Regions from separate parts of the Homo sapiens genome. Here region 2 is linked to region 1. A link is an interaction called in ENCODE POLR2A ChIA-PET data of the cell type or tissue named here. Cell type or tissue: HepG2. All regions are shown on one strand. Links, peaks and the distances in the headings refer to the core of each region. The heading gives the core; the rest is flanking DNA. Region 1 has its middle 47 kb from the start of KIF13A. Region 2 overlaps KIF13A (kinesin family member 13A).

Region 1 (5,387 bases), core at 165-5,164:
AGTGATATCCCCTCTCGTTTCTGATTGTAGAATTTGATTCTTCTTTTATTCTTGGTCAGTCTAGCTAATTGTCAATTTTGTTGATCTTTTTCCCACTGCATTTTGAATAGAACCCAAACTCCTCATCTTAGCCTGTTAGGTCCCATGTGAAGAACCCTTTCTACACTCCAAACTCCACTCGCCCTCTCTCACCCGTCAGTCTGCTGCAGCCACACTGGTCTTTTATCAGCTCCTGAATGCACCAGTCCCTTTGCCAGCTCAAGGCTATCACAAGTACTGGTTTCCTCTGCTGGGAAGGCCTCTTCCCCTAGGTTTTGTCCGACTGGCTCTTTCCCACCCTGCGGAGCTCAAGTGTAGTAAGCTGCCTTTCTAACTTGGAGTGTGTACATATTACCTTCCTTATCTTACCTTCCATATATATACCTGCCAATAGCCTAATTTGTAGCATTTGCCAATTTCCATGGTGTAAATACTGCCACCACCATGGCTGATTTCAAGCTGCCAATTTGTGTCACTGAGCACAAAGTAAGGAAAAGAGTCTATTACTTTCCTTATATACTCATCTTATATTTTCTTTACTACTGTATATCCAGCATTTAATTTTTTTTAAAGGTGGTAAGAGAGAACGTCCTTGTCTTGTTCTTAATCTTAGAGGGAAACCATTCAGTCTTTCATCATTAAGTCTGAGGTTAGCTGTGGGTTTTTTTTTAATAGATAGGCTTTATTAGGTTGAGGAAATTCTCTTCTGCTTCTAGTTTGTTGAGAGTTTTTATCTTAAAAGGATGGTGAATTTAACATAATGCCTGGCTCATGATAGTAGTTCAATAGTTTTAAAAGTGAGAGTTTGAAAGCAGCCAGGCCAACATGGTGAAACGCCATCTCTACTAAAAAAAAAAAATACAAAAATTTAGCCGGGCATGGTGGCACACACCTGTAATTCCAGCTACTCAGGAGGCTGAAGCAGGAGAATCGCTTGAACCCAGCAGGTGGAGGTTGCAGTGAGCTGAGATCACGCCACTGCACTCCAGCCTGGGCAACAGAGTGAGTACCCTGTCTCAAAAAAATAAATAAAAATAAATAAATTTAAAGGTGGAAAAAAATTAGAACTACAAAATTTACAAAATACTATAGCAATATAACGTGATTGTTATTAATTGCACAATATTACTTACAAGTTTGATTATTAGACATCAGGACCTGTCACTATTTCCAAAACATGGGCTATCTTTATTTAATGTGGGTGAAATGATAACACTAGATAGATGCCCTTAGGCAAAAGTGGGTTTTGTCTAACACATAACATTTTTATTTGACTATTGTTTAATTTTTAAATATCTTGGAGGATGTTCACATTTCAAAGGAATCATTTCTTATAAAGTACTTAGCCTTGACATAGTGCTTTGTACACAAAGTCCGCTCATGAAATAAGTAAACGTTTATTTGTTCATTCACATATTACTTGAGATTTATCGAGTACCTGGTATGTACTCGACATTCACTAAGGCCTTAGGATTCAGAGTCAACTACAAAAGCTCTTAAGAGACGACAGAACGTACCAGTGTTCTCCACGGAGAGTGGTGAGGACAGGGACAGCGTCTGTGGGTGGTGGCAGGGGAGGAGCAGCAGGACAGATGGGATGACAATGGTATAAACCAGGAGTCACAAACAAATGCCCCAGGAACCACGTGGGCTTGGTGTGGGACATGGTAAGTGGCAGAGTCTGTGGCTGGGGGAAACAGCACGTTTTTTTTTTTTGTTTTGTTTTTGTTTTTTGAAACAGTTTCACTCCCGTTGCCCAGCCTGGAGAACAATGGCACAGTCTCGGCTCACTGCAATCTCCTCCTCCCGGGTTCAAGCAGTTCTCCTGCCTCAGCCTCCCTAGTAGCTGAGATTACAGGCGCCGGCCACCATGCCTGGCTAATTTTTGTATTTTTAGTAGAGACAGGGTTTCACCATGTGGGCCAGGCTAGTCTCGAACTCCTGACCTCAGGTGACCCACCCACCTCGGCCTCCCAAAATGCTGGGATTACAGGCATGAGCCACTGCACCTGACCTGGAAACAGCACATTCTATTTGAAAACATTTATATCTAAATTTAAAACAAAAATAATGTGGCAGTCAGACAAAATACTTCTTCAGGCGGGATACAGCTCACTGGCCAACAGTATTGGCCTAAGCAAAGCAAATAGCAGAGAGAAAGTAGAAGAACCCAAACCACTGCTGCTTTGCGGGAGCTGGCTAGTTCCAGCTCCAGAGAGCGGGGTTTGTACTTTGTGCTCAATGACGTCATGTTGCAGCTGGCAATGAGCCATGGTGGTGGCAGCATTTACACCAGGGAAATCAGCAAATTCTTCACATCAAGCTATTGGTAGTCAATGCTGAACGCATTATTTAAATGTTAAAACAAAAAAAAAAAAACAGAGATCTGCTCCTATTTGAAGAAAGAAAAATCTTTTCACTTAGGTTTCAGAAACTTCTCACTTCTTCCTTTAAAAATATTGTAAGCAATTTTTACTTGTACTCAGGATTAATACATAGTTAAATGTATGTTGTCTTACCAAAAATAAGTAAATAACTAAGCAAACAAATAAAATGAGTTCAAGAGAAGGCTTGTATTTTTATTTCTTCATGTATATTTTTAGATGATAAACTCATCTGAGAATATGGTTGTGAAAATGATAGGAACTAAGGAGTTATCTTAATTACAGGGAATCAACTGTCATTTTCATCATTTAGTATTGATTACTATTTACAGTCTATGAGAAATTCCTTTCATTAAAATCAAATCCCCCAAATAAAGAATAAGGAATAAGTTCACATTATAGTACTACTTACAGGTCCTAATTTAATATAGTTTTTCTAATTCCACTTCCCATTTGAAGAATGTGTAATTTATTATTTAATTTTTTTTTTTTTTTTTTTTTTGAGACAAGGTCTGGCTCTATACCCCAGGCTGGAGTGCAGTGGTGCAATCTTTTTTTTTTTTTTTTTTTTTTTTGAGATGGAGTTTCGCTCTTGTTGCCCAGGCTGGAGTGCAATGGGGCGATCTTGGCTCACCACAACCTCCGCCTCCCGGGTTCAAGTGATTCTCCTACCTCAGCCTCCTGAGTAGCTGGGATTACAGGCATCAGTGGTGCAATCTCCACCTCCCAGGCTCAAGCAATCCTCCTCCTACCTCAGTCTCCTGGGTATCTGGGACTACAGGTGTGCACCACCATGCCCGGCTAATTTTTGTATTTTTTGTAGAAACAGGGTTTTGCCATGTTGCCCAGGTTGGTCTCTAATTCGTGAGCTCAAGCAATTCGCCCCCCTTGACCTCCCAAAATGCTGGGCTTACAGGTGTGGGCCACTGCACCTGCCCATTATTATGTAATTTATAAAAATACTTTTAGAACTGGGAATAACCTTGGAGATTATTGTGTCCAGGGCAAGCATATAGATTTCAACTCTTCCAATCATTGGTGGTGGCTGCCTGGAGTCCTGTCCCAGCTCGGCAAGGAAAAAGACCATGTTCAACATCAACATCTGCCTTTGATATAGGAGAAGGTGACACCATGAATCTAGTCCTAATCTAGTCCAGTTTATTTATTTTACAGGTTAGAAACTGAAGTCGTAATAGGTTAAGAGACTTGTCAAAAGTCATACAATTAAGTCAATGGCATAGCCAGGATTGTAAATTCAGCAGAAGTTGTTACTGAATAAAATTTCTCCCTTTCACCTTCAGGGCCCAATTGTCCCCAAATACCTCCCAAATACATTTCCTCCACCCCAATTCCATTAATCCTGTCTATTATCAGGAGTCCCTTATTTTTTCTACCTGTCCCTAATATCTCTCAATATTTCCACATACAATCCATCCTCCTTGGCCCAGAACACTTCCAGAGAAGAATTTTAAGCACAAATATTATAATGTCACTGTAATGCTTACACACTTCCATGATCCCAGCACCTTGTAACACTGTGCTTCCACGCCTTTGCTTATTCCCTGTGGTTCCCCTCTGCCTAGCAAACCCTACTCTTCCTTTAGACCAGTGAAAACATCTCTTCTGTGAAGCTTTCCTTAGTTCTTCCCTACTCCCTCAACAATCCATTTATAAAAGCAGGAACGATGCTATCCTCATCTCAGTCTGTCTTCTGTCTTGTACTGCCTCCAGAGTTCTGCAGAGGAGAATGTCCATTCACATTTATTAATAATAAGTCAGTCTGGAACTACATGCACCTCCACATCAGGATGCCAGGGCACTATGCCACTAGGCAGAGATTCAAGATGTTAGTTTTTAGTTTTTGCTGCTCCACTCCCCCCAACTTTTTTTTTTTTTTTTAAGATAGGGCCTGACTGTTGCCAGGCTGGAGTACAGTGGCACAATCACAGCTCACTGCAGCCTCAAACTCCCCGGTCCAAGTGATCCTCCCACCTTAGCCTCCCAAGTAGTTGGGACTACAGGCATGTGCCACCATGTCTGCCTGGCTATTTTTTTCTTTTTGTAGATACAGGGTCTCACTTTGTTGCCCACGCTGGTCTCAAACTCCAGGGCTCAAGTGATCTGCTGCCTCAGCCTCCTGAGCAGCTGGGACTACAGGCATGCACCACCACACCTGGCTAAGAAGTTTTTAATGTCATGAGAAAGTGTTATAAGGGGGAAAAGCAAAATAAAATATATATGTGTGATAATATTTTATCCACATAAATATACACTGAAATAAGACTGGGGGAGTGTTAATTGATGACTGGATTATCAGCAATTGTTTTCAGACTTTCAATTTTTACGTTATGATTATTTATTCATTTATCACTACTTTATTGAAGTATAATTTATGTATTGAAGTATAATTTATAGTAAAATGCATATATCTTAAAATGAATTTTGACATTAAAAAATGTTTGTATATATACACCTCTATATAATCATCTTCTACATAAAGATACAGCATTTTCATTACCCCCAAAACTCCCTTTCTGCCTCCAGTTAATACTCACCCACCTGCATTCTGACTTTTAAAGCAATAGTTTTTTGTTCTTAAATTTTATATAAATGGGATCATACAGTATATATTTTTAATGGTATCTGACTTCTTTCATTCAAACTAATGTTTTTGAACACCTTCCATGCTGTTGCCTGTATCAATTTGTTCCTTTTCTCTGCTGAGTAGTATTTCATTGTATTATTATACCACAATTTGTTTATCCACTTTCCTATTGATGGACACTTTGGTTGTTTCCACCTTGGGGCTATTATGAATAAGGCTGCTAAAAACATTCACAAACAAATCTTTTTATGCACATATACACTTATTTATGGGTATATATGCAGAAGTGGAATTGCTGAGTCATTCAGGTAGATATACATTTAACTTTGTTAGAAATTGCCAAACTGGCCAGGCATGGC
Region 2 (5,387 bases), core at 268-5,267, 210 kb after region 1:
GTGCACAGGAAAGACAACGACAACTTGAAAGCATGGGGATTTCCCTGGAGATGTCCGGTATCAAGGTGGGGGATGACAAATGCTACTTAGTCAATCTGAATGCAGACCCTGCTCTTAACGAACTTCTGGTTTATTATTTAAAGGTAGGAGAACATATAAATACATATGCAATCAAGATTCATTCCTATACAGTTCGTAGTTGAATCTGGGTGCCTGTCTCTGTGATGTTGCTTTTTGTATCCAGCTTAGCCCTCAGTAAAACTAAGATGGATAGTGCCCTCCGATCACCACTGAGAAGGAAAAACAGCTATTTTGTATCATCTGGGGCTGTGCAGTTGGGGCTGATCTCCTGTGAGTCCAGGCTTCAGAGTGGCATAAGTGGGCAACAGTAGGTGTCGAGGTGATGCCTAGCTTTATGAGAAGGCTCTAGGTGTGAGATGGTGAGGATTCTGGGAATATCTGTGTTCTTCCACAAAGCTCCTGAGAAGCTCTGGAGGTTCTTAGTTATGCTTCTGAGTAATTCCAAGGAGATCTCAAGATCAACACAAGCCTAAAGGAGACCCTCGTCCTAGATTAAATAGACAACAATGTTCTTCTAGGTCTATCCCTTGTAAACCCACATCCTCAGGAAATAACTTTTGGTCCCATAATCACCCTTCAGGTGTAGAGGTGGGATGGGGCCGCCCTGTTGCCACTGTGGTCGCAGGACATGCCACGTTGGATAGCTTACTGTAGCATTTCTCAAATTTTCTGACTTCAGAACCCATTTACACTCTTAAAAAAAGTATCAAGGACTCCAAAGAACTTTCATGTGTCTGGGTTATATCCGTGTTTACTGTATTGGACCCTAAGACTGAGAACATTTTAAACTACAAACATAAACGTACAACCCTTAGCCCTCAGGGCTATAACATCATTACATGTCTCATAGACTCTGGAAAATTCCACCAATACACACACACATGATAAAATGAGAGAGCAAAGGCAAACAACATGTTCATGTTTCTATTGAAGTAGTTTTGACTTCATAGGCCTCCTGAAAGGTTCTCAGAGACCCCGGGGGTTCTCAGATCACACTTTTAGAACTGCTTGCTTACTCTGCAAAGTGAGAAATAAGATATCTGATTGACATTGATTTAGGACACTGTGACTGACATAAGGCATTCAGCCAACCATCAGGGCATTTTTAATCTCACACATACACACACTTTCTGAGTTACAGAAACGAACTTTCAAGGATTGGGGACCTGGGGCCTTGAAGGCAGCTTACATATGCTGTCCACACACCTGAATCTCTAAATGCGAAGGTATTGCCTGCTTGAGAACAGTGAGACACCTTGTTAAGGATTCTGATCTGCCTAGTAAATACATAAAATGCAATGGAGAATAAGCCAAAATTGAAGCAAGGAGCCTCACCTTCTACTTTTCCTAGAGGTGTAAATTTGGTACAAATAGCCCCTGAGTTATTGAGAGTCCCCCAACAAACTTAAGATCTGTTCATTTAGGCAATGAGTAGGGGTAAGGAATTGTCTCTGAAATCCTGATTTTGAAAGACCAATCCTTATACTTTCTCTGTCAAATAGGGAGGTATTATTATAGTTATTAAACTATTTTAAGAGCAATAGAAAAAAATGGGATAAGCAGTGGCTGAATCACCAATAGTCACAGTCCTCGTATGTCTGAGGTTCAGGTACTTAAAATCACATGAGGCCAGGTGCAGTGTGTTTACTGTATTGGACGCTATCAGTGTCAATCAGATGTCCTATTTCTCACTTTGCAGTGTAAGCAAGCAGTTCTAAAAGTGTGATCTGGGGTCTCTGAGAACCTTTCATGAGGCCTGTGAGGTCAAAACTACTTTAATATAAACACGAACATGTTGTTTGGCTCTGCTCTCTCATTTTATCACGCATGTATTGGTGGAGTTTTCCGGAGTCTATGAGACATGTAATGATATTATAGCCCTGAGGGCTAAGGGTTGTATGTTTATGTTTGTAGTTTAAAATGTTCTCAGTCTCACGCCAGTAATCCCAGAACTTTGGGAGACCAAGGCGGGCGGATCACTTGAGGCCAGGAGTTCAAGACCAGGCTGGCGAACATGGTGAAACCCCCATCTGTACTAAAAATAAAAATTAGCCAGACGTGGTGGCGCATACCTGTAATCCCAACTACTCAGGAGGCTGAGGCAAGAGAATGGCTTGAACCCAGGAGGCAGAGGTTGCAATGAGCTGAGATTGCACCACTGCACTCCAGCCTGGGTGACAGAGTGAGACACCATGTCAAAAAAAAAAAAATCACACGTTTGTACATGGTATGACCCACAGGCATTAATACTGTATGTAATATCAGTATTAGAAATTCAAAATTTTTAGCATTTTCAAAGTTGAATATTTTAAAATATTACTGTCAATGAAACTGCTTTTTAATGGTTCTTAAATTTATGTAACTGTTTTCAAAACACTTTCACTGTTAACTCAGATGATCCTAAAAGAAATCTAAATAGGTGAAATAGATAATATTATTCTGGTTTTGCCAACAAAGAAACTGAGGCTCAGAGAGTGAAATGGCTTCCCCGTGGTCAAGTCACAATTGAAACTCAAAGTATTCTACTGTCAAGTCCAATTTCCTGTGTTAAAAACAATAACTAATCATTGTTGATTGGGGATTTTTTTTGGTAGTGTTTAAACATTTTTTTTTAATTTGGTGTATTAAGGGTAAGCGTTTTACTTTTAATGCTTAAGATATTTAACATCTCTGGCAGGATTCGTTTAATATTTTTGTGCATATGCTGCTGCGTTATTCAAATTGATTGTGATACATTTTTGCTGAGTTACTCATAAATGTGGGTTTTTCTTTCCTTAATAATCTTTTACTAGGATCACACCAGGGTGGGTGCAGATACCTCTCAAGATATCCAGCTTTTTGGCATAGGAATTCAGCCTCAGCACTGTGAGATTGACATTGCATCTGATGGAGACGTCACTCTCACTCCAAAAGAAAATGCAAGGTAAGAAAAGTAAATGGTGACTTCACGTGTCTTGTGTGCCTTATTTTCAGAAGGAGAAGGCTGCCTCTTTCTGTTTGCTTTCAGCTATATTAAAGTTAAGGATACATGGGGGTCCTCAGGGGGCCCTTGCTTTCTGATTGTAGAGAGTGATTACTGTGAAGGAGTGACTATTTTTGTATGCGAGTTCTAGTTCCACTTAATCCATAACTCTGAGCTTTAGAACCCTGTAAAGATCAGGAGTCCAATTATGAGAGTAAGTGAAAAGAGTAACTTATTGGAAAATGAAAACTCAAAGTGACATTTCTTTTCTTTCTTCAAACTTTACCTGACAGTCCTTTGGCAAATTAACCTTCAATTAACTATTTAGTTATCTTGTCCACCTCCAGTGTTTTGTTTTGTTTTTAAATACCAGAAAATTGGCTAGGCGGGGTGGCTCACACCTGTAATCCCAGCACTTTAGGAGGCTGAGGCAGGAGTATTGCTTGAGCCCAGGAGTTCAAGACTAACCTGGGCAGTATAGTGAGACACCGTTGCTACAGAAAATAAATAAGAAAATTAGCCGGGCATGGTGTTCAATTCCTCTAGTCCCAGCTACTTACAAGGCTGAGGTGGGAGGATCACTGAAGCTCAAGAGGTCGAGGCTACAGTGAGCCATGGTCATAGCACTGCACTGTAGCCTAGCCTAGGTTACAGAGCGAGACCCTGTCTCAAAAAAAAAAAAAAATGTAGAGAGAATAATATAATGAAACCCCATGGACCCATCCTCCAGTTTTAAAAATGAGCATCTCATAGACAGTTTTGTTATTTATATGCCTTCCATATCTCCTCCTCCTTCCTAAAGCAGGCCAGGAACAGTGGCTCACACCTGTAATCCCAGCACTTTGGGAGGCCAAGGGGGGCATATTGCCTGAGTCCAGGAGTTCAAGACCAGCCTGAGCAACATGGCGAAACCCCCTACTCTACAAAAAAATACGAAAAATGAGCTGGTATAGTGGTGCACACCTGTAGTCTCTGCTACTCGGGAGGCTGAGGTGGGAGGATCACTTGAGCCCACGAGGTTGAGGCTGTAGTGAGTCGTAGTTGCTCCATTGCACTCCAGCCTGGACAACCAGAGTAAGACCATGTCTCAAAAAGAAAAAAAATTATTTTATTTATTTATTTTTTTTTTAATTTATTTTGAGACAGAGTCTCACTCTGTTGCCCGGGCTGGAGTACAGTGGCAAGATCTCGGCTCACTGCAACCTCTGCCTTCCAGGTTCAAGCAAACCTCCTGCCTCGCCTCCCAAGTAGCTGGGATTACAGGCGCCCACCACCATGCCCAGAAAAAAAAATTATTTTAAAGTAGATTCCAGATTTTATAACATTGTATCTATAAATATCTCACTATGTCTCTCTAAAAGATGAAGATTCTTAAATATAGTTTCAATATCATCATACCTAAAATAATTAATAATAATTCGTTACTAATCTTCATATAGCCAGTCAGTGTTCAGATTTCCCCAGTTGTCTCATCAGTTTTCTTTTTCAGTTGTTTCTTGAAATTAGGATCCAGATAAGATCCTACCATTGTTTTATAGTATTCCTCTTAGATCTCTTTTAACAAATGGGTTTCCTCTTCCTCTCTTCTGTGTGTGTGTGTGTCTGTTTATCCCTGTCTCTCTCTGCCTCTCTCTCTTCTTCCTTGCATTTTATTTGTTGAAGTCACCTCATTGTTGATCCTAGAGGTTCCCACAGTCAGGATTTTGCTCACTGCATCCCATGGCATCATTTCACATCCTCCATTGTTCTCTGTATTTCCTAAATTGGCATTTAAATGTGGAAGCTTGATCAGGTTCAGCTCAAATTTTGACAAGAATAGCCATGGGTGGTGCTTTCTGTCTCCATCAGGAGTGCATCATGTTAGGTTGTCATTCTCTGAGGGGTGTTGGCAGCCCTTGGTCCTCATGGCTTAGATTGTGTGTTTTCATAGTGGTTACACATTCTGCTCTTCCTTCTTTAAGCGTTAGTTGGAATGCATTTATTAAGAGAAAGCTCCCCTAGTTATCTCTTTGGCTACCAGGACAAGGTCTTGTGCTCCTTCCCATTTACCTGGTATTTTCCCTCGTGTTCTCCCAGGTCCTGTGTGAACGGCACCCTTGTGTGCAGTACCACCCAGCTGTGGCATGGTGACCGAATCCTATGGGGAAATAATCACTTTTTTAGGTAACATCTTTGTGTTCTGTAATATATTTTCGTATACATTTTTTCTGTTATCTATTTAAGTGTAAAACAAGTTGATTTTCTCTAATGGTGAAAAACCCCACAGAATAAACTTACCTAAGAGGAAACGTCGAGATTGGTTGAAAGACTTTGAAAAAGAAACGGGCCCGCCAGAGCATGACCT

What was found. ChIA-PET counts read pairs that join two places held together with the same protein. Peaks named below come from ENCODE experiments on the same cell type or tissue, not always from the same donor. Only the 100,000 strongest peaks of a DNase experiment are listed, where the experiment ranks them.
Region 2: POLR2A ChIA-PET joins it to region 1 with 7 read pairs; 3 of 35 experiments call an interaction of 5 or more read pairs at or near these places.

What each region holds. Positions count from the first base shown.
Region 1 is chr6:18,031,818-18,037,204 of GRCh38, reverse strand. No RefSeq gene overlaps it. Among named protein-coding and RNA genes, the nearest start is that of KIF13A, 47 kb to the right of the region's middle. In HepG2, for the core only: no CTCF peak of the experiment used is centred there; a DNase peak (open chromatin) is centred at 2,254.
Region 2 is chr6:17,825,857-17,831,243 of GRCh38, reverse strand. KIF13A (kinesin family member 13A) reads left to right here. Exons shown (of 39, transcript NM_022113.6): 13 at 9-143; 14 at 2,874-3,004; 15 at 5,120-5,206; 16 at 5,310-5,387. Among named protein-coding and RNA genes, the nearest start is that of NUP153-AS1, 120 kb to the right of the region's middle. In HepG2, for the core only: no CTCF peak of the experiment used is centred there; no DNase peak of the experiment used is centred there.